Linked DNA regions of Homo sapiens: region 2 is linked to region 1. Evidence: read pairs that join two places in POLR2A ChIA-PET (ENCODE). Cell type or tissue: OCI-LY7. All regions are shown on one strand. Links, peaks and the distances in the headings refer to the core of each region. The heading gives the core; the rest is flanking DNA.

Region 1 (9,920 bases), core at 2,767-6,766:
GGTGTGTTATGAATGGTGGATGGTGGATGGTAGGTAGATGGAAGGTGATGGTGGATGGTGAATGGGGATAGATGGGTGGTGCGTTATGAATGGTGGATGATGGGTGGTGGGTTGATATAGTATTTTGTAGAAGGACAGTTGATCAACAGACAGATGACGGATGGTAGATGAAAGCAGATAGTTGGCTGGGCGCGGTGGCTCACGCCTGTAACCCCAGCATTTTGGGAGGCTGAGGATGGAGTATCACTTGAGGTCAGGAGTTCAAGACCAGCATGGACAACATGGTGAAACCTTGTCTCTACTAAAAATACAAAAATGAGCCAAATGTGATGGTGCACATTTGTAATCCCAACTACTTGGGAGGCTGGGGCCGAATTGCTTCAACCTGGGAGGCAGAGGTTGCAGTGAGCCGAGATTGTGCCACTCCACTCCAGCCTGGGCGACAGAGTGAGACTCTATTAAAAAAAAAAAAAAAAAAAAAAAAAAAAAGAGTAGATAGTTGATTGTGGATGGTGAATGGGTAAGTGTATGGATGGCAGCTCACAGATGGTGAATGTTATTGGTGGATGGATGGATAGAAGAGTGATTATGGAAGGATGGTTGATGGATGGTAGATGGTAGTTGAATAAAGGAGAACGAGGGAAAGGGCGGACGGTGGCAAAATGAATCATGGTTGCATAGTGGATGGTTGATGGGTGAAAGAGAAATCGTAGCTGTTGAACAGATGTGTATGTATGGATAGTTGTTGCAATGCACGGTGGGTGAGAAAAAGTTGTGGATTTTGGATGTAGATGGATGGTGGACAAGACCAAATGGTGGAGGGATGGATTGATGGTGGATGAATAATGGTGAATGAATTTTAGATGATGTGTGAATGGATAGTAGTAAGTAGAGAGACAGTAGGTAGATGGATAAGAGTACAGGAGTTACTGGATATAAATCAATGGGTGGGTGGACAGAGCATGGTGGATAAATTGTGAATGAATGTGCGCTAGGTGATGGATGGATGATTGATGGGGGTTGGGGGAATGGGTCTGCAGTGCATGCTTGGATCTGCATCATGCACGTTGGAATGGCTGGGTGGTGAGTGAATGGAGGATGGATTTGTGGGTGTTGGGAAGCAGAGAGGTAGAAAGATGAACAGCAAATGGATTGTGCATGATGTTTGGATGATTTGATGATGGGGAGATGAGTTTCTGGGAGGGTGGTGAATTGGTCATTAGGGGATTACTGGTGGAGAGATGGATGGTGTGCCTTGTGGATTGGGGAGACACTGGTTGTAGCTGATGGAAGGGGGAGAATGGTGGATGGTTACACTGGGTTCCAATGGCAGGATGGTGGATGAGTGACTAGGGAAGGGTGCAGGAAGGATGGTGGAGGTGGGTATGTAGGCAGAGGACTGAAGGTGAAAGGGAAACTACTCAGTCTTGGAGACTTCCAGGGCCTTCCACCCTCCAGGCCATCCTGCTGTTTCCTGCACCCCCACCCCTCATCTGCAGACTCTGCCATGAGCACCCCTTTGCTTGGCCTGGTATTTGCTTCTTTCATGAGTGATATGCTGCATCCGGGGAGGAAGGAGCCGCCACTGGGGGGAGCTCTGCCTCTTTTTGTGTCCCGGGTGGGCGCCTTGCCTCGACATCTCTGATGCCACCAGCATTGCCCCTTACCTTGGAGGGATCGCCTTGAGCAGAGGTCCCTGCGCTCAGTGGCTCTGTGGTGCTGGCCCAGCCTAGGACGGGGAGGGTGGGTCCTCACGGTCCTGGAGTTTGGCTGCCCCTTGCTGGACTCACATGTCCTCAACCAGGAACAAACAGGATACTTGGGGGTCACAACTGTTTTGCCCCTTGTCTTGCTTCTCAGTGGGAAGGAGGCAGTTTGACTGACAGGGCTGCGTTGGGCTTCACCCCTGAGTGTCTGGCTCTGCCCCCCATCCCCACCGCCACCATAAATGCAGAGGGCCAGGTGAGGCTCAGCAAACTTCACCCCTGGTGCTCAGGGCCACAGCCAGGACTGAAAGGGCCCAGAGGCTGGGGCTCCCTCTCCTGATGGTGGGGCCTCAGGGGAGTCCAGAGTGCTGGACGGCCAGGACTTGGGGCAGCAATGGAGCCTCTTTGACTACTGCTGCTCCACCTGGGCAGGCCATTCCTAGATTGTGCTGTGTGGAGAGGGTAGTGAGGCCACTTGGCTTCCTGGTCAGGGGAGGCTTCCTGAAAAAGGTGGCATTAAAATGAGACAGGAAGGATGAGATCACAGCTGCAGCCACAGTGAGGAGGTTGAATTGAAGGTGGCAGACCATAGGGGGCTGGGGCTGGCTGGGTGGGGTATTGGGATCCATCTCTCTTGCCCTGAGTGGCCTCTGGAGGTGGGTCCAGCAGTCAGAGGGTGGCCCAGCGAGCTCACATGAGGCAGCAGATAGGCACCAGGGCGCTGGGCAGACAAGCGGTACCAGAACCACTCACATGCAAAGATGTGAGCTGAGGAATGGCTGCGACCGCACTGCAGGTGCCATGTGTGCACAGAAAGCCCTTGAGCATATGCACAGGTGCCCCCGGCCCTCAGGCACACATGAGGGCACAAACTTGCAAATGGCTCAGAACCTCAGCAGGGACGTGGAGAAATGCAAAGCCCCGGAGTTTCCTCCAGTAAGAAGAACCTCTCACGGCCCAACTGCTTCAGCGCAGGCTTCAGCATCTAGAGGCTGTCTCAGTCTCTTGGTCCCTGTGTCTGTCTCCGCTATGGCTGGCGGCCCTCCTGTGTTGGTTTCCGTGTGCACGGCCTTCTCCACGTGGCAGGGAAGGTGTCTTGGGAGAGTGAGACTCACCACCTCCTTGACCAGGCCATGGCAGGAGGGTCTCAGTGAGGTCTCTGATTGGTTCCTGTCTCCAACTCTGCACCAGTTCCTGTAGCCTGAGGTTGCTGTGCTCTGACTGGCCACGCTGGCTCACAGCCTCCCCTGAGGTGTGGAGGCAGCAAGAGTGACAGCCCTGCCTCCTGCACATGGCAGGGCCAGGGAAAAGGTGGGGTGGGCCTGGGACATCAGCAAGACAGGGAAAGAGCCCGCCAAGGCCTTGAGACGGGAACATGAGGGATGCTTCGAGGGAGCCAAGAACACCCGGTGCAGTGGCTCATGCCTGTGGTCCCGGCGCCGCAGAGGCTGAGGAAGAATTGCTTGAGCCCAGGAGGTTGAAGCTGCAGTGAACTGCGATTACCCCAGCCTGGGCCTCAGAGCAAGACCTCAGGTTTTTGGGGTTTTTTGTTTTTGTTTTTAAAGGAAGGTGGCTGGGCACAGTGGCTCACACCTGTAATCCCAGCACTTTGGGAGGCCAAGGCAGGCAGATCACCTGAGGTCAGGAGTTCGAGATCAGCGTGGCCAACATGGTGAAACCCCATCTCTACTAAAAATATAAAAATTAGCTGGGCGTGGTGATGGGTGCCTGTAATCCCAGCTACTTGGGAGGCTGAGGCAGGAGATTTGTTGGAACCCAGGAGGCAGAGGTTGCAGGGAGCTGAGCTTGCGCCACAGCACTCCAGCCTGGGCGAGAGAGCAAGATCTGTCTCACAAAAAAAGGAAGGCAAGAGGCAGGAGAGGAGGGAAGAGAGTGCAGGTGAGGCCAGGAGGCTTGCTGAGAGCAGCTGTTGCTGGGTGGGTTGGATACAACTCAGAGGGAAGCCCAGGAGGGTATGGACCAGGGGTCTCCACCTAGCTTGGATGGGGCTGGGCCTGCTGTCTGCTGGGGTGGGGGACAGGCAGAGCCCCCCTGGTGGCATCTAGCGGTGGTCGGACCAGTCCTGGGCGCTGTCTAGGACTCAAATGCCATATGACACTGCAATTCACTTCGCCTCCATTCGTCACCTGCAGAGCAAGGGTGGCAGCGCCCATCTCACAGGGCGCAGGGACCCAGTGCCCCTTCAGGCTGCAGCCCTGGCCTGGGGGTTGGGGGGTAGGGAAGCAGGAGCACCAGGAGACGAGAGCTCAGCCCCGGAGGAACCGTTGGTCCCTTCTCCATCCATGGACAATGGGAGGAAGGAGGAGGACATCAGGGTGTTGGGGAGCTGAGGGTCTCGGGAGCACCAGCTAGGAAGCTGCCCCTGAGTGACTTGCTTCAACCCCACCCCAGATGGGGAGGGCTCTGCAAGACTTGGACCAGGGGCCAGCCACTGTCCCGCCTCCACCTCCACTCCTCCTTCCGCACGGAGGGTTAATCTGCCCCTGCCCCTGCGCTGTATGGAGGGAAATGTTGTCAGGTGTTCACCGGCCTCCGGGTCAAGAGGAGCCGCTGCTGGCAGTCAGGGTCACTGACTTGGTACTCAAAAACCCTTACTGTCCCTCCTTGGGCAGAGTCCCCGCAAGGCTGGCTGGACCAGGACGTGAGTGGATGTGACCCGGGCTATGTATGTGGAGCCCGGGCACAGCTGATGGAGAGCAGTCACCCGGCACGAGGTGACCAGCGAGAGCTGCGCCAAGCAGGCCGCCCGAGATGGAGCTGGGCCCACGGGTGCTGAGGAACGGCTGGGACCACACTGCAGGTGCCATGTGTGCACAGAAGGCCCTTGACCATATGCACAGGTGCCCCCGGCCCTCAAGCACACATGGGGACACATGCTTGCAAACGGCTCAACCCTCAGCAGGGAGTCGGAGAGCTGTGGAGCCCCAAGTGCCACAGGGGCCAGGGAAGTGGCGGGAGCCAAGTGCCTGTGGGTGCCGGGAGTCCTCCGAGCCGAATGGCTGCAGGCCAGGGTGCAAGGCCCAGCCCGGGAGGGCACAGCCGCCTTCCCCAAGGTCCAAGGTCCCTTGCAGGGGTTTTTCCTGTGGGCGATGTCCTGTCCATGTCGAGTGCTTTCCATGTGGCCTCTCGGGTGGACGCCAGCATCATCTCCCTTTGACATGAAGCAGAGGTGCTGGGTATGCACTCATGTGAGCTGTGCCCCTGGCTCCTAGACCCCTCCCAGCAGGTGCCAGCCCTCTTCCTGCCCTGTGCCCAGATCTGGGCCCCTTTGGCTCCCTGGGGTCTGGGCAGGGGGTTCTGAGCTCTGCCCTGCGAGGCTGACCCTGGGGCCTGGGGGTCCCTGGGGACTGAGCCCATTCAAAGCTGTGGTCTGAGTGGAGGAAGTGGGTTGGGATGGCCCCACAGGTGTCTTTCCCCTCCACCTTTAACTTCTAATCGAGTAACTCCGGCACAGGACCGAGTCCCCCAAGCGGCACTGAGGCATTTATTTGAAGGACACAGACCCCAGGCCTGGCCTCCAGCCTCCAAGTCACCTGTGGCTGCAGGGTCAAGGCAGAGGCTTTAAGGATGACCTTGAAAATTAAAAAACTAAGACAAAAAGCATAGGCGGCGCGGACACCTCCCCTGCACAGCACTTTGGTTCTTCTGGTCTTTTAACAAGAAATGGTTGATTTTAGGGTTAGATTATGCAACTACTCATTTTCAGAAAACAGAAAACCCCCTGGACTTCAATTCAGAATCTGATTTCTAGGCTTCCACCCATGTGGTTCCACTGGTGTCCTGCAGGGCTTGTGAGCGGGTCCGAGTGCCGCTGTCTCCCACAGGACTGCAGGGCAGTGTGAGCCGGGTGTGCCGCCTGATCCAGCCCAGCAGCCGAGCCCCAGCCTCCGCCCCAGGCCTTGCTTTCCTTACCAGAACTCGAGATTACCGGCCTCTCACCAAGTACGGTTGCGCTTTCAGTCCAGACTCTTCCCTGGTTTGGATGCTGGGTTGACTCTTGGGCGTGGGGGCTGCTGCAGTGCAGAGTCAGGGCCACGGAGGGCTCTGAGCGTGTGCCTCCCTGCTCTGCACCGCTCCCCTTCCGGCATCACTCATCTGGGCCAGAACAGAGCAGCCCCCTGAGCTGAGGGGAGGCAGGCGAGGGCCACGGCCTCCTCCTTCCCTAGGCCTAGACTGTGACACCCCTGGTTCCCAATTCCCTGCAAGATCTGGGCTGCCCCACAGCAGGACGGAGCCAGGTGATGGCCCGGTGTGCACCTGAGGGCTGGACTCAGTCCCTCCAACCCCCTTGAGGTCTGGACGTCAGGCTGGGGGCAGGGAGTCCCTGCCCAATGCCCTGGGGGGAGCAGCTCAGAAGCTCCCCTTCCTCCCCCCCGCCGTTTCTTGCTGCATGATCTGAGGCCAGCTCTGCAGATGTCCCCACCAGCACCCTCAGCCCAGGCCAGTCCAGCAGGTCTTGGGGTTTGCCGCCCATCTCCTCTCCTGTAGGACTCCCAGGAGGGTGCAAGAATCCAGGCCGGGGGTGGCTCACGCCTGTAATCCCAGCACTTTGGGAGACCGAGGCGGGGGGATCACTTGAGCTCAGGAGTTCCGGACCACCCCGGGCAACATGGCGAAACCGTCTCTATTAAAAATACAAAAATTAGCCTGGCATGGTGGCATGCGCCTGTGGTCCCAGCAACTCAGGAGACTGAGGTGGGAGGATCACTTGAGCCTGAGAGGTTGAGGCTGCAGTGAGCTGAGATCACACCACTGCACTCCAACCTGGGTGACAGAGAGAGACCCCAGCTCAAAAAAAAAAAAAAAAGGGAGGCCAAGGCACGCGGATCACCTGTGTTCGGGAGTTTGACCAACAGGTAGAAACCCCGTCTCTACTAAAAGTACAAAAAATTGGCCAGGCGTGGTGGCGCATGCCTGTAATCCCAGCTACTTGGGAGGCTGAGGCAGGAGAGTTGCTTGAACCCAGGAGGCAGAGGTTGTGGTGAGCCAAGATTGCGCCACTGCACTCCAGCCTGGGTGACAAGTGAAACTCCGTCTCCAAAAAAAAAAAAGGAATCCAGTTTCTGCAATCCCTCAAGCCTCCAGCTGACATTCCCCATTCATCGGCACATCGCGCTGGCTGTCCTCGCCATCCCACCCCCGGCCCAGCTCACACTTGCGGTCAGCGGTGACAACTGCACACTGCCTGGTCTCCATAGGTGTCCCGGTGTCCTCAAGGCTGCGGCAGGACCCTGGGCTTGAGCGCCCAGGGAGATGGATGGAGCGCAGGCCCCCACCACAGGGGTGTGAGGATTTGGGATCCCCCAGACGGAAGGACCAGCAAGGCTGTGTCCTGGGGCAGCTCCCGGGAGCCAAGGTACCACAGGCTCCCCATCGTGTGTGGGGTGGAGGCTGCCAGTCCCAGGATTCCAGCGCCCCACTACTGCCACCAGCCAGGGCACGGCAGGGGTGGTGTGGGCCCGCAGAGAGGGCGGGGCTGGTGCTGCGCTGGCAAGGGACCCTCAGGAGAGGCCCTGAGACCCTGAGGGAGGACCCTGGGGTGCTGCTCCTAGGTCCACTCCTCCCTGCTCAGTGGGCCACACGTGGGGACCGATGGCATCTGTTCTGGATGTGGCCCCATGCAGTGCCTTGAAGGATGGGGAGGGACTGAGCAGGGCGCTGTGGTGGCTGCAGGGGACCCTGGGAGTGGCAGGACAGTGGGGGAGGGCTGAGCGGTTCTCCCCATCTGATAATTTTGGGGGAGATGCAGGGCTTCCTGCTACCAGGCCTGACCCAAACAACTTCCTGGAGAAATGGAAGGCAGGCCATGGTGGCGGTGACAGCCCAGGAGCCCTTAACTGCCACGAGCAGCTGCCAGAAGGACACTGCCCAGACCCTGCAGCCGCCTGCACATCAGCACTGGTGTCACTCCTCATTAACCACCTTGTTTCGGCGTGGAAGGAGGTGCTGTCCTTCCAACGGACAGAGGAGGAAACTGAGGCTCGAAGATTCCAAAGTCCCACGAAGTCGTGGAGCTGAGACTGACCCCAGGCCTGTGGGTCCAGCACGCCCTTTCCACCATGCCAGATGGCGGGCACGTGTCCGGGCAGGAGGTCAGAGCTCCGCCTTATCTGCTCTGGACCAAGACACAGATTTGCGAGCCTGGCCCCTGGGATTCCCTTCAGGTTAAAGGCCGCAGGCAAAACTGTAAGCAAAGTGGAAAAGGCGACGGCAGGCCCCTCGCTGAGAATTGCAAAGTATTTCAAGACGGTGACAGAGGGCAGCAAACCAAGCACGGGCCTCTGGCCACACAGGTCTTGGCCAGGCGGCCATACTGGGCCCAGCCACTGAGAGGACAGCCCGGGGAGTCCGGCAGGAGGGAAGCCACTCACCTGGGGCCCAGCCTGCAAGAGACGGTGTGATCAGAGACTGAGACTCCATAATCAGATTTATTTTCCTCTAATAAGACAGTTTAGCATCTCCGAGTTTTGCATTCTACAGTCTTACAAACTTTAGTTATTAGCATCAGAAACACAAAAACATTGCAAGACCTCAAAACACAAATAAATACCAAATAAAACCACACATAATATACAATAAACAAAACTAGAAAACAGTAATGCTATCAGGAAGTCAGGCATGTTGCTAACTCACAGTAACAACATGATTATTGCTGGGCAATAACTCACGGTCTTTTTGTTTTTTCTTAGAAGAGCGGAAAACAGGACCCAAATCACTGGTCACAAAATCACTTGGACTGTCAAGATGTGTCTTCACAGCAAGCGGCTACTACAGACGCAACTTTTAAAACAGGCAGATTAAAAAGACAGGGTCAAATGAGAGATTGGCCTTCTTTGGTCTTTGTTTTTGGGTAACAGAACCGAACAGAGGCACCGGCAGAGAAGAGGCTGCGAATCTGCAGATGCTGTGCAGCGTCGACACTGCCCTCCACACTTCACAGACCTTCTCCTACAGGCATTTCTTACAGAAATCACCGGACATCATGCCAGCTTGTGTGTTTTCCAATTAAGTCATTGAATTTGCTGTTGGAGGGTATCTTACTTGTCTGAGGGGACTAAGTTGTCAAATCCAGTCATCACCTAATTACAGGAGCGGTACAGCGATCCTGGACTTCTAGCCTCTTTTCACGGTGAGAGTTCACAAGACAGACTAGACACAGTGCAGCAGGAGAAATGAAACGCAGGCTCTGCTTGGCCACCGGGGCCTCCTCACCCGCACACCTGCCAGCCCCGAGACGGCCGAGGCTTCACACGTCTGCCCTGCCACCGCATGTGGGGCACACCAGGATCAGGTGGAAAATGCCCTTGCAGTGAGCTGCTGGCCCCGCCTCACGCCGCCTGCTGGCCCGGCTCCCTGATGCCACCGTGCCTGTGACCATCAGCATCAGCCTGGACGAGGCAGCAATAATGACCAGGTAGCCTGCCGACACTGACCTCGCCTGGCTAGGACCCCGGTGCGCACATTCTACTTTGGAGAAAACAGAGCTACTGAGATTTGCAAACGGAAAACAGAACTATGGTCATGGGCTGAGAAGTAGATTTGGGTGACAGACCCTCATTCACCTCACAGATACAAAAGCAAGGGGGCTTCCCCCACTCTCCCTAGCTCTCCTTCTGCAGTCTAATAAGTAAAGATCTGGACTAAAATTTTTAAAAAACAGTATTTTACAGCTCTGCCAGAGCCCTTCTGACACACAAATTACCCCCAGTAGAGGGAGGAGTCTGGGAGGGCCGGGGATTGAGCAAGGGGCCCGCAAGGGGAGTCTGCACCCGCCCAATCCTGCAACGGCCCAAGGAGACAGTGGCACTGCCACCCTACTGGGGCTGTGCACAGGGTGACGGTCCTCAGGCCAATCCTCCCCGTGCAGGGGAGAAAGGAGGTGTCAGCCCAGCTGTTGGGATCAGTGTACTCCCCGGCCCTCCCTTGGGCTGACAAGGAATGACCCCGCTGCGGACAGAATGGTCGTTTAAGGACCCATCCAGACTCCCCTTCCTTTGTCCAACATCACCTCTGGCTGTAGGATGTGGGTCCACCATGCTGACTACCACCAGACGCCATCAAGCAAAAGGGGTGCTGGAATGTGACGTTGGCATGGTCGACATCCATGGGACACGTGGCCCCTGGCCCAGGGTGACTGAGGACCCTGGAGCAGGCTGACGTGGTCTGGGAGGCAGCTGGCTGTCCCAGGGGCTG
Region 2 (9,920 bases), core at 2,152-6,151, 350 kb after region 1:
TCTCAAAAAAAAAAATACAAAAAACATTAGCCGGGCATGGTGGCACGCGCCCGCCCAGCTACTCGGGAGGCTGAGGAGGGGGAATCACTTGAACCCGGGAGGTGGAGGTTGCAGTGAGCTGAGATGACGCCACTGTACTCCAGCCTGGGCGGCAGAGTGAGACCCCGTCTCAAAAATAAATAAATAAATAAATAAATAAATAAATAAATAAAACAAGAAAACACATGCCCACAATTCACACAAAAATATATACACAAATGTTCATAGCTGCATTCATAACAGCCAAAAAGTAGAAACAACTTATGATCCATCAGCTGATGAATGATTAAACAAAATGTGGTATATGGATACAATTGGAACACTATTCAGCTATGAAAAGTAATGAAGGGCAATATGGATAAATCTTGAAAACATTATGCTAAAAAATATAATTGCTAAGCTGGCCTCCATTAAAAATAACCCCCGCAAATCAATCAATCAATCAATAAAAACTGCTCTGCAAAAGATAATATCAAGATGGCAGAGAAGGAAACATCAGGAAATGGTCTTCCTGCCTAAACAATTACACTGGCAGAATCTGCCTGATGTGACTATTTTGAAACTCTGGAGTCTACTGAAGGCTTGTAACTTCCAGGGGAAGGCTTGGATGGTAAAGTGCAGTTAATTTTGCTCAATTTCAGCTCTTAGCAGTTTGGCAGCTACCCATTTCCCAGCCCAGCCTGCAAAGCAGGCAGTAGATGCAGGTGGTCCTGGACCGGCTTGCACACAGCTTGCAGGAGCCAGAGTGGGCAAATGCAGCCTGTCCTCCAGATAACAGGCATCTGTGCTGTGATAACTGACTGCTGCCTGTGGGGTTAGGATATATATTTGTGCACAGATCCTGGTTGATAACTCCTAAAGACCTTGTTATAGTCTCTTTTCAAATTTTTTTGAGACAGAGTCTGGCTCTGTCCAACAGGCTGGAGTGCAGTCGCAGAATGGGTCACTGCAATCTCTGCCTCCCAGGCTCAAGCGATTGATCCTCCCACCTCAGCCTCCTGAGTAGCTGAAACTACAGGTACATGCCACCACACCTGGCTACTGTTTGTATTTTTTGTAGCTACAGGGTCTCACTTTATTGCCCAGGCTGGTCTTGAATTCCGGGATTCCGGGATTCAAGTGATCCACCTGACTCGTTGTCTCAAAGCGTTGGGATTACAGGCCGTGAGCTACTGAGACTGGCCTTTTATTTATTTATTTATTTATTTATTTATTTATTTATTTATTTTAAATTTGAGATGAGATCTCCCTATCTTGCCTAGGCTGGTCTCGAACTGCTGGGCTGAGGGATTCTCCCTCAGTGCTAGGGTTACAAGCATGAGACACTGCAAAGTCCAGTCTTTTCATACAACGCTGGGAGTGTTCAGCCTCAAGGACAGACCTCTGACCTTCTCCTTCCCTCCTTTCATCTGCCCCAAGGCAGGACTTTAATCCTCCCCACCTTTCTCATTGTGAGGCTTTGGACCCTCCCCAGAGAGGCCCTATACCCTGGGGGAAGGAATGCTGAACTCTGAAGCTTCCATATGCTAACACTTTGGGAGGCCAGGTGGGGCAGATCACTTGAGGCCAGGAGCCTGGCTAACATACCAAAACCTTGTCTCTACTAAAAATACAAAAATAAGGCGGGGCATGATGGCTCACGCTTGTAATCCCAGCACTTTGGGAGGCCAAGGTGGGCACGTCACGAGGTCAAGAGATCGAAACCATCCTGGCCAAAATGGTGAAACCCCGTCTCTACTAAAAATACAAAAATTAGCTGGGCATGGTGGTGCACACCTGTAGTCCCAGCTACTCGGGAGGCTGAGGCCGGAGAATCTCTTGAACCCAGGAGGTGGAGGTTGCAGTGAGCCGAGATCGCGCCATTGCGCTCCAGCCTGGGTGACAGAGCGAGACTCCGTCTCAAAAAAAAAAAAAAAAATAAGAGGGGCGTGGTGGTGTGCACCTATAATCCCAGCTACTCAGGTGGCTGAGGCAGGAGAATCGCTTGAGCCTGGGAGGCTGAGGTTGCAGTAAGCCGAGATCGGGCCACTGTTATCCACTATGGGTGACAGAGCCAGACCGTGTCTCAAAAACAAACGGCCAGGCGCGGTGGCTCATGCCTGTAATCCCAGCACTTTGGGAGGCAGAGGTGGGCGGATCACCAGGTCAGGAGTTCGAGACCAGCCTGGCCAACATGGTGAAACCCCGTCTCTACTAAAAATACAAAAAAAATTAGCTGGGCATAGTGGTGTGCGCCTATAGTGCCAGCTACTCAGGAGGCTGAGGCAGGAGAATCGCTTGAAACAGGGAGGCAGAGGTTGCAGTGAGCCAAGATCGCACCATTGCACTCCAGCCTGGGCGACAGAGTGAGACTCCGTCTCAAAAAAAAATAAAAATTAAAATTAAAAAAACCCTAAGGACAAGATTCACAGAACTTCAACCCCTGGGGTAGGGCATGGAAGTGCCATACGTGTTCCCTATAGCTGTATTTATAGTTCTATAGCTATAGCTCTCTTTATCTGTATCCTCCTTTGTAATATGTATGAGGCTTGACTCTGAGACCTAACACACTCAACAGTCTTTTTTTTTTTTTTTTGAGACAGAGTCTCACTCTGCTGCCCAGGCTGGAGTCCAATGGCATGGCCCGATCTCGGCTCACTGCAACCTCTGCCTCCTGGGTTCAAGTGATTCTTCTGCCTCAGCCTCCCCAGTAGCTGGGAGTACAGGCACACGCCACCATGCCTGACTAATTTTGTGTTTTTAGTAGAGATGGGGTTTCACCGTGTTGGCCAGGCTGCTCTTGAACTCCTGACCTTAGATAATGATCCGCCTGCCTCGGCCTCCCAAAGTGCTGGGATTACAGGCATGAGCCACCACGCCTGGCCCATTCTTTTATTTTTGAGACAGGGTCTGGCTGTATCGCCCGGGCTGGAGTGTAGTGGCTCGATCTCAGCTCACTGAAGCCTCCACCTCCCAGACTCAAGTGATCCTCCAGCCTCGGCCTCCCGAGTAGCTGGGATTAGAGGAGTGCACCACCACGCCGTGCCAGTTTTTGTATTTTTTGTAGAGACCGTGTTTTTCCAAGTTGCCCAGGCTGTCTCGAACTCCTGAGGTCAAGCAATCCACCAGCCTAGGCTTCCCAAAGTGCTGGAATTACAGGCATGAGCCACTGCGCCTGGCCACACCCAACATTCTATCCAAAGACTGTAACAAGGGCTATGGGAACTAAGAGCCAGGAACCAAGGATGAAACCCAAAATATATATATAACACCACAGATGTCTCCATCTGTATCCATTACAATGAACCAGTAAATGTAAGGAAGTGTGTCTTCGTGTTCTGTGAGCTGCCCCAGTAAATTAACAGAACCCAAAGAGGGGGATGTGGGAACCCCAACTTGAAGCTTGTAGGTCACAAGTTCCAGGGGCCCCAACGTGGGACTGGTGTGTGGGGCTGTGACGGGGGAGGCTTGGGGAGTGCGCCCTCACTCCATGGGATCTGATGCTATCTCCAGTTAGCCTCAGAACTGGACTAGGGGACGCTCAACTGGCTCTTCTGCTTGGTGTATGGGGAAAACTCCACAAATTTGGCCACAGAAGCTTTCTTCTGTGTTGATGATTGTGGTGGTGGTATGAGAGGAGAGGACAAACAGGGTTTGAGAGACTTTCCGGAAACACTGCTTCAGATCCTGGAGGTGCAGAGGAAGAGGCAAGAAGCCACGGAGGTTGTGCTCCTCCCCAACTGGGGTAGGCTCCTCCCCTTCCAACTCAAGCCACCACCAGGTGATTTAAAGGGCCAGTGCCCTGCCCCCACTACTTTTTTTTCCTTTTTGGGAGCCAGACATTAAAGATCAGAACATTCGGCCAGGCACTATGACTCACACCTATAATACCAGCACTTTGGGAGGCCAAGGGAGATGGATCACCTGAGACCAGGAGTTCAACAGCCTCCTGGCTAACATGGTGAAACCCCCGTCTCTACTAAAAATACAAAAATTAGCCAGGAGTGGTGGTAGGCGCCTGTAATCCCAGTTACTAGAGAGGGTGAGGCAGGAGAATTGCTGCAACCTGGGAGGTGGAGGTTGCAGTGAACCGAGATTGCGCCACTGCACTCCAGCCTGGGACACAAAGCGAGACCTTGTCTCCAAAACAACAAAAAAAAAAGATTAGAAACTCAAAAAAAAACTGCACATACAAGGAAAATTAGAAAGTGACTGCGCAGTGCATGGCCAGAGAAAGGCACAGACTCAGAAAAGCTAGAGGGTTCATTAAGATGGTATTTCAGGCTGATCTTTGGCACAGAGACAGCTTACAAAAACAATAAACACAAATGCAAACAAACAAAAACAATAACAAAAAACTCCATGGAGCCCGTCGGGTGGCTCACGCCTGTAATCTCAGCACTGTGGGAGGCTGAGGTGGGCGGATCTGCAGGATCACCTGAGGTCGGGAGTTTGAGACCAGCCTGGCCAACGTGGAGAAACCCCATCTCTACTAAAAATACAAAATTAGCCAGATGTGGTGGCGCATGCCTGTAATCCCAGCTACTTGGGAGGCTGAGGCAGGAGAATGGCTTGAACCCGGGAGGCGGAGGCTGTGGTGAGCTGAGATCATGCCACTGCACTCCAGCCTGGGCAACAAGAGTGAAACTCCATCTCAAAAAAACAAAAAACAAAAAAACAAAAACAAAAACAAAAAACCATGGAGAAAGACAAGAATCGGCCGGGCGAAGTGGCTCATGCCTGTAATCCCAGCACTTTGGGAGGCCGAGGCAGGCAGATCACGAGGTCAGGAGTTCGAGCTACTTGAGAGACTGAGGTGAGATGGTGGCTTGAGCCCAGAAAACAGGGGTTGCAGTGAGCTGAGATTGCGCCACTGCACTCCAGCCTGGGCAATAGAGCCAAACCCACCAAACCCTGTCCCAAAAAAGAAAAAAATAAATAAATTTACAAATTAGCTGTACATGGTGGTACACAGCTGTAATCCCAGCTTCTCAGAAGGCTGAGGTAGGAAAATCACTGGAGTCCAGGAATTTGAGGCAGCAGTGAGCTATGATCACGTCACTGCACCCTAGCCTGGGTGACAGAGGGAACCCTGTCTCATAAGAAAAAAAAAAAACAAACAGGCTGGGCACAGTGGCTCACGCCTGTAATCCCAGCACTTTGGGAGGCCGAGGCAGGCGGATCACGAGGTCAGGAAATTGAGACCATCTTGGCTAACACAGTGAAACCCTGTCTCTATTAAAAATACAAAAAAAAAGAAAATTAGCCTGGCGTGGTGGCAGGCGCCTGTAGTCCCAGCTACTTGGGAGGCTGAGACAGGAGAATGGCATGAACCCTGGAGGTGGAGCTTGCAGTGAGCCGAGATCACCCACTGCACTCCAGCCTGGGCAACAGAGCGAGACTCTGTCTCAAAAAAGAAAAGAAAAAAAACAACAAAAAAAGAAAATTTCGCTAAAAGGATTCGAAGGTAGATTCGAGGAGGCAGAAGAATCAGTGAACTTGAAGAAAGGACAGTGGGGCTGGGCATAGTGGCTCATGCCTGTAATCCCAGAACTTTGGGAGGCCAAGGCGGGTGGATCACTTGAGGCCAGGAATTTGAGACCAGCCTGGTTAACATGGTGAAACCCCGTCTCTATTACAAATATAAAAATTAGCTGGGCGTGGTGATGGGCGCCTATAATCCCAGCTACTCAAGAGGCTGCGGCAGGAGAATCGCTTGAACCTGGGAGGCGGAGTTTGCAGTGAGCTGAGATCTCAACACTGCACTCCAGCCTGGGCAACAGGGTGAGACTCCATCTCAAAAAAAAAATTAGCCAGGCTTGGTGGCACAGGCCCCACCTACTTGAGGGGCCTAGGTGGATGATCATTTGAGCCTGGGAGGTCAAGGCTACAGTGAGCTGTGGTCACACCTCTGCACTCCAGCGTAGGCAACAGAGCGGGAAACTGTATCTCAAAAACAAAACAAAACAAAAAATTTTTAAAAAGTCACAAGAGACATAGGACATTATATAGTAACAAAAGGTTTAACACCGCAAGAAAATATAACAATTCTATACATTTATGGACTGTGATGACTATTTTTAGGTGTCAATTTGACTGGATTAAGGGATTTCTAAATAGCTGATAAAGTATCATTTCTGGGTCTGTCTGTGATAGTATTTCCCCAGAAACTAGAGGAGGTTGGTAGTGAGTCAGTGGACTGAGTGGGGAAGATCTATCTACCTTCGATACAGGGTCGGGAGAGGGCACCATCCAATTGTCTGAAGGCCAGATGGGACCAGAGATGGATGACGGGTGTATTAGTCCATTCTCACTGCTATAAAGAAATACCTGAGACTGGGTAATTTATAAAGGAAAGAAGTGTAATTGATTCACAGTTCCGCCTGGCTGGGAAGCCACAGGAAACTTACAGTCATAGTGGAAGGCAAAGGGGAAGGAAGCTTGGACCTTCTCACATGGCGGCAAGAGAGAGAGGAGTGAGGAGCAAAGGGGGAAGAGCCCCTTGTGAAACCGTCACCTCTCATTAGAACTCACTCACTATCTTTTTTTTTTTTTTTGAGACGGAGGCTTGCTCTTTTGCCCAGGCTGGAGTGAAGTGGTGCAATCTCGGCTCACTGCAACCTCCGCCCTCCCCCGTGTTCAAGCTATTCTCCTGCCTCAGCCTACCAAGTAGCTGGGATTACAGGCACCCACCACCAAGCTTGGCTAACTTTCCTATTTTTAGTAGAGATGGGGTTTTGCCATGTTGGCTAGACTGATCTCAAACTCCTGACCTCAGGAGATCCACCCACCTCGGCCTCCCAAAGTGCTGGGATTACAGGTGTGAGCCACTGTGCCCAATCATCTGGGGCTAGGAGTTTGAGCCCGGCCAACATGGCAAACCCCATCTCTAATAAAAATACAAAAATTAGGCTCACGCCTGTAATCCCAGCCCTTTGGGAGGCCGAGGTGGGCAGATCACGAGGTCAGGAGTTGGAGACGAGCCTGGCCAACATGGTAAAACCCCATCTCTACTAAAAGCACAAAACATTAGCTGGGTGTGGTGGTGGGCACCTGTAATCCCAGCTACTTGGGAGTCTGAGGCAGGAGAATCACTTGAACCCGGGAGGCAGAAGTTGCAGTGAGCTGAGATTGTGCCACTCCACTCCAGCCTGGGCAACAGAGCGAGACTCCATCTCAAAAAAAAAAAAAAAAATTAGCCAGGCATGGTGGCACGCACCTGTGGTCCCAGCTACTTGGGAGGCTGAAGCAGGAGAATTGCTTGAGCCTGGGAGGCAGAAGTTGCAGTGAGCTGAGATCACACCACTGCATTCCAGCCTGGGCGAAAGAGCAAGACTGTTAAAAAAAGGATGGAAGGAAGGAAGGAAGGAAGGAAATCATTATCAGAAGGAAAACTGGAAAACTTACAAAACTCTGGAAATTAAACAACATACATCAAAGAAGAAATAACAAGGGACATTAGAAAATGTTTAGAGACAAATGAAAATAAAAACACACCCAGACATGGTGGCTCATGCCTGTAATCTCAACACTTTGGGAGGCTGAGAGGGGAGGATCACTTGAGGCCAGGAGTTTGAGACTGGCCTGGGCAATGAGGCAAGACCCTATCTCTATAAGAAATAAAGTAAAATAATAAACAACAACATAGGCGGGGTGCGGTGGCTCATGTGTGTAATCCCAGCACTTTGGGAGGCCAAGGCAAGCGGATTACAAGGTCAGGAGATCCAGACCATCCTGGTCAACATGGTGAAACTCTCTCTACTAAAAATACAAAATTAGCTGTGCGTGGTAGCACATGCCTGTAGTCTCAGCTATTTGGGAGGCTGAGAGGAAAATCGCTTGAACCTGGGAGGCAGAGGCTGCAGTGAGCCAAGATGATACCAGTGCACTCCAGCCTGGGTGAGATAAAGTGAGACTCCATCTTGAAAAAAGAAAAAAAGAAAACAAATAACTTGATTGAGAAATGGACCAAAAACCTTAACAGATTTCTCAAGAAAAGATACACAGGTGGGCATACAAGCAAACAAAAAGACGTTCCACATTATATGTCATCAGGGAAATGCAAATTAAAACAACTGTAACACCACACACCTATTAGAGTGGCCAAAATTCAGAACATTGACAACACCAAATGCTGACAAGGAAGTGGAGCAACAGGAACTCTCATTCCCTGCTGGTGGGAATGCAAAATGGTCCAGCCACTCTTGAAGACAGTTTGGCAGTTTCTTACAGAACTAAACATACTCTCACTGGGCACGGTGGCTCACGCCTGTAATCCCAGCACTTTGGGAGGCCAAGGCAGGCAGATCACGAGCTCAGGAGTTTGAGACCAGCCTGACCAACATGGTGAAACCGTGTCTCTACTAAAAATACAAAAATTAGCCAGGTCTAGTGGCCGGCACCTGTAATCCCAGCTACTCATGAGGCTGAGGCAGGAGAATTGCTTGAACCTGGGAGGCGGAGGTTGCAGGGAGCCAAGATCACACCACCGCCCTCCAGCCAGGGTGACAGAGCAAGACTCCGTCTCAAAATAAACAAACAAACAAACAAACAAAAAACTAAACATACTCTTACCATGTAGTCTAGCAACGGTGCTCCTTGGTATTCACCCAAAGGAGTGAAATATTTATGTTCACACAACCAAAGCACGTCTATTCATAACTGCCAAAACCTGGAAGCAACCAAGATGTCCTTTAGTAGTCAAATAGAGAAATAACTCTAGGCCAGGTGCGGTGGCTTATGCCTGTAATCCCAGCACTTTGGGAGGCCGAGGCGGGTGGATCACTTGAGCTCAGGAGTTTGAGACCAGCCTGGCCAACATGGCGAAACCCCATCTCTGCTAAAAATACAAAAATTAGCCAGATGTGGGGGCGCACCCCTGTAGTCCCAGCTACTCAGGAGGCTGAGGCAGGAGGATCGCTTGAACCCAGGAGGCGGAGGTTGCAGTGAGCCATGATTGTGCCACTGCACTCCAGCCTGGGCGACAGAGCGAGACTCCGTCTCAAAAACAAAACAAAACAAAACAAAAACTATTCTGCATAAAACCCTAATGGTGGAGACAAGTCATTATACATTCGCCCGAACGCGTGAAGCATCCGGCAGGAAGAGGGAACCCTCATGGAAACCCTGGACTTCCGGTGATGATGTGGCCCTGTAGGTTCCTCAGTTGTAACAAATGTGCGGCTCCAGCGGGGGATGTTGATTGTGAGGGAGGCTGTGCATGTGTGGGGGCAGAGGTACATGGGAACTCTCTGTACCTTCTGCTTAATTTGGCCGTGAACCTCAGGCAGCTCTGAAAAAAAAAGCTTTCTTTTTTTTTTGAGACGGAGTCTCACTCTGTCCCCAGGCTGGTGCAATCTGGGCTCACTACAAACTCCGCCTCCCGGGTTCACACTATTCTCCCGCCTCAGCCTCCCAAATAGCTGGGACTACAGGCACCCGCCACCACGCCTGGATAATTTTTTGTATTTTGGTAGAGACGGGGTTTCACCATGTTAGCCAGGATGGTCTTGATCTCCTGACCTTGTGATCCACCCGCCTCGGCCTACCAAAGTGCTGGGATTACAGGCGTGAACCACCGCGCCCAGCCAGCTTTCTTTTTCTTTGAGACGGAGTCTCGCTCTGTCTCTAGGCTGGAGTGCAGTGGTGGGCTCTTGGCTCACTGCAACCTCCAACTCCCTGGTTCAAGCAATTCTCCTTCCTCAGCCTCCTGAGTAGCTGGGATTACAGGCATGCACCACCACGCCCGGATAATTTTTGTACTTTTAGTAGAGACGGGGTTTCATCATGTTGGCCAGGATGTTCTGGATCTCCTGACCTCGTGATCGGCCCGCCTCGGCCTCCCAAAGTGCTGGGATTACAGGCACAAACAACTGCACCCAGCCAATAAAAGCTATTTTTAA

Evidence for each region. Peaks named below come from ENCODE experiments on the same cell type or tissue, not always from the same donor. Only the 100,000 strongest peaks of a DNase experiment are listed, where the experiment ranks them.
Region 2: POLR2A ChIA-PET joins it to region 1 with 6 read pairs; 2 of 35 experiments call an interaction of 5 or more read pairs at or near these places.

What each region holds. Positions count from the first base shown.
Region 1 is chr14:102,909,717-102,919,636 of GRCh38, reverse strand. It overlaps TRAF3 (TNF receptor associated factor 3), which reads right to left. Exons shown (of 12, transcript NM_145725.3): 12 at 8,137-9,920. Among named protein-coding and RNA genes, the nearest start is that of AMN, 8.0 kb to the left of the region's middle. RefSeq lists enhancers at 2,788-2,927, 4,522-5,022, 5,366-5,955, 5,956-6,545 and a silencer at 4,865-4,914. In OCI-LY7, for the core only: no CTCF peak of the experiment used is centred there; a DNase peak (open chromatin) is centred at 5,076.
Region 2 is chr14:102,562,119-102,572,038 of GRCh38, reverse strand. No RefSeq gene overlaps it. Among named protein-coding and RNA genes, the nearest start is that of LINC02323, 22 kb to the right of the region's middle. RefSeq lists an enhancer at 1,484-2,053. In OCI-LY7, for the core only: no CTCF peak of the experiment used is centred there; a DNase peak (open chromatin) is centred at 3,738; H3K4me3 peaks cover 765 bases; H3K27ac peaks cover 633 bases.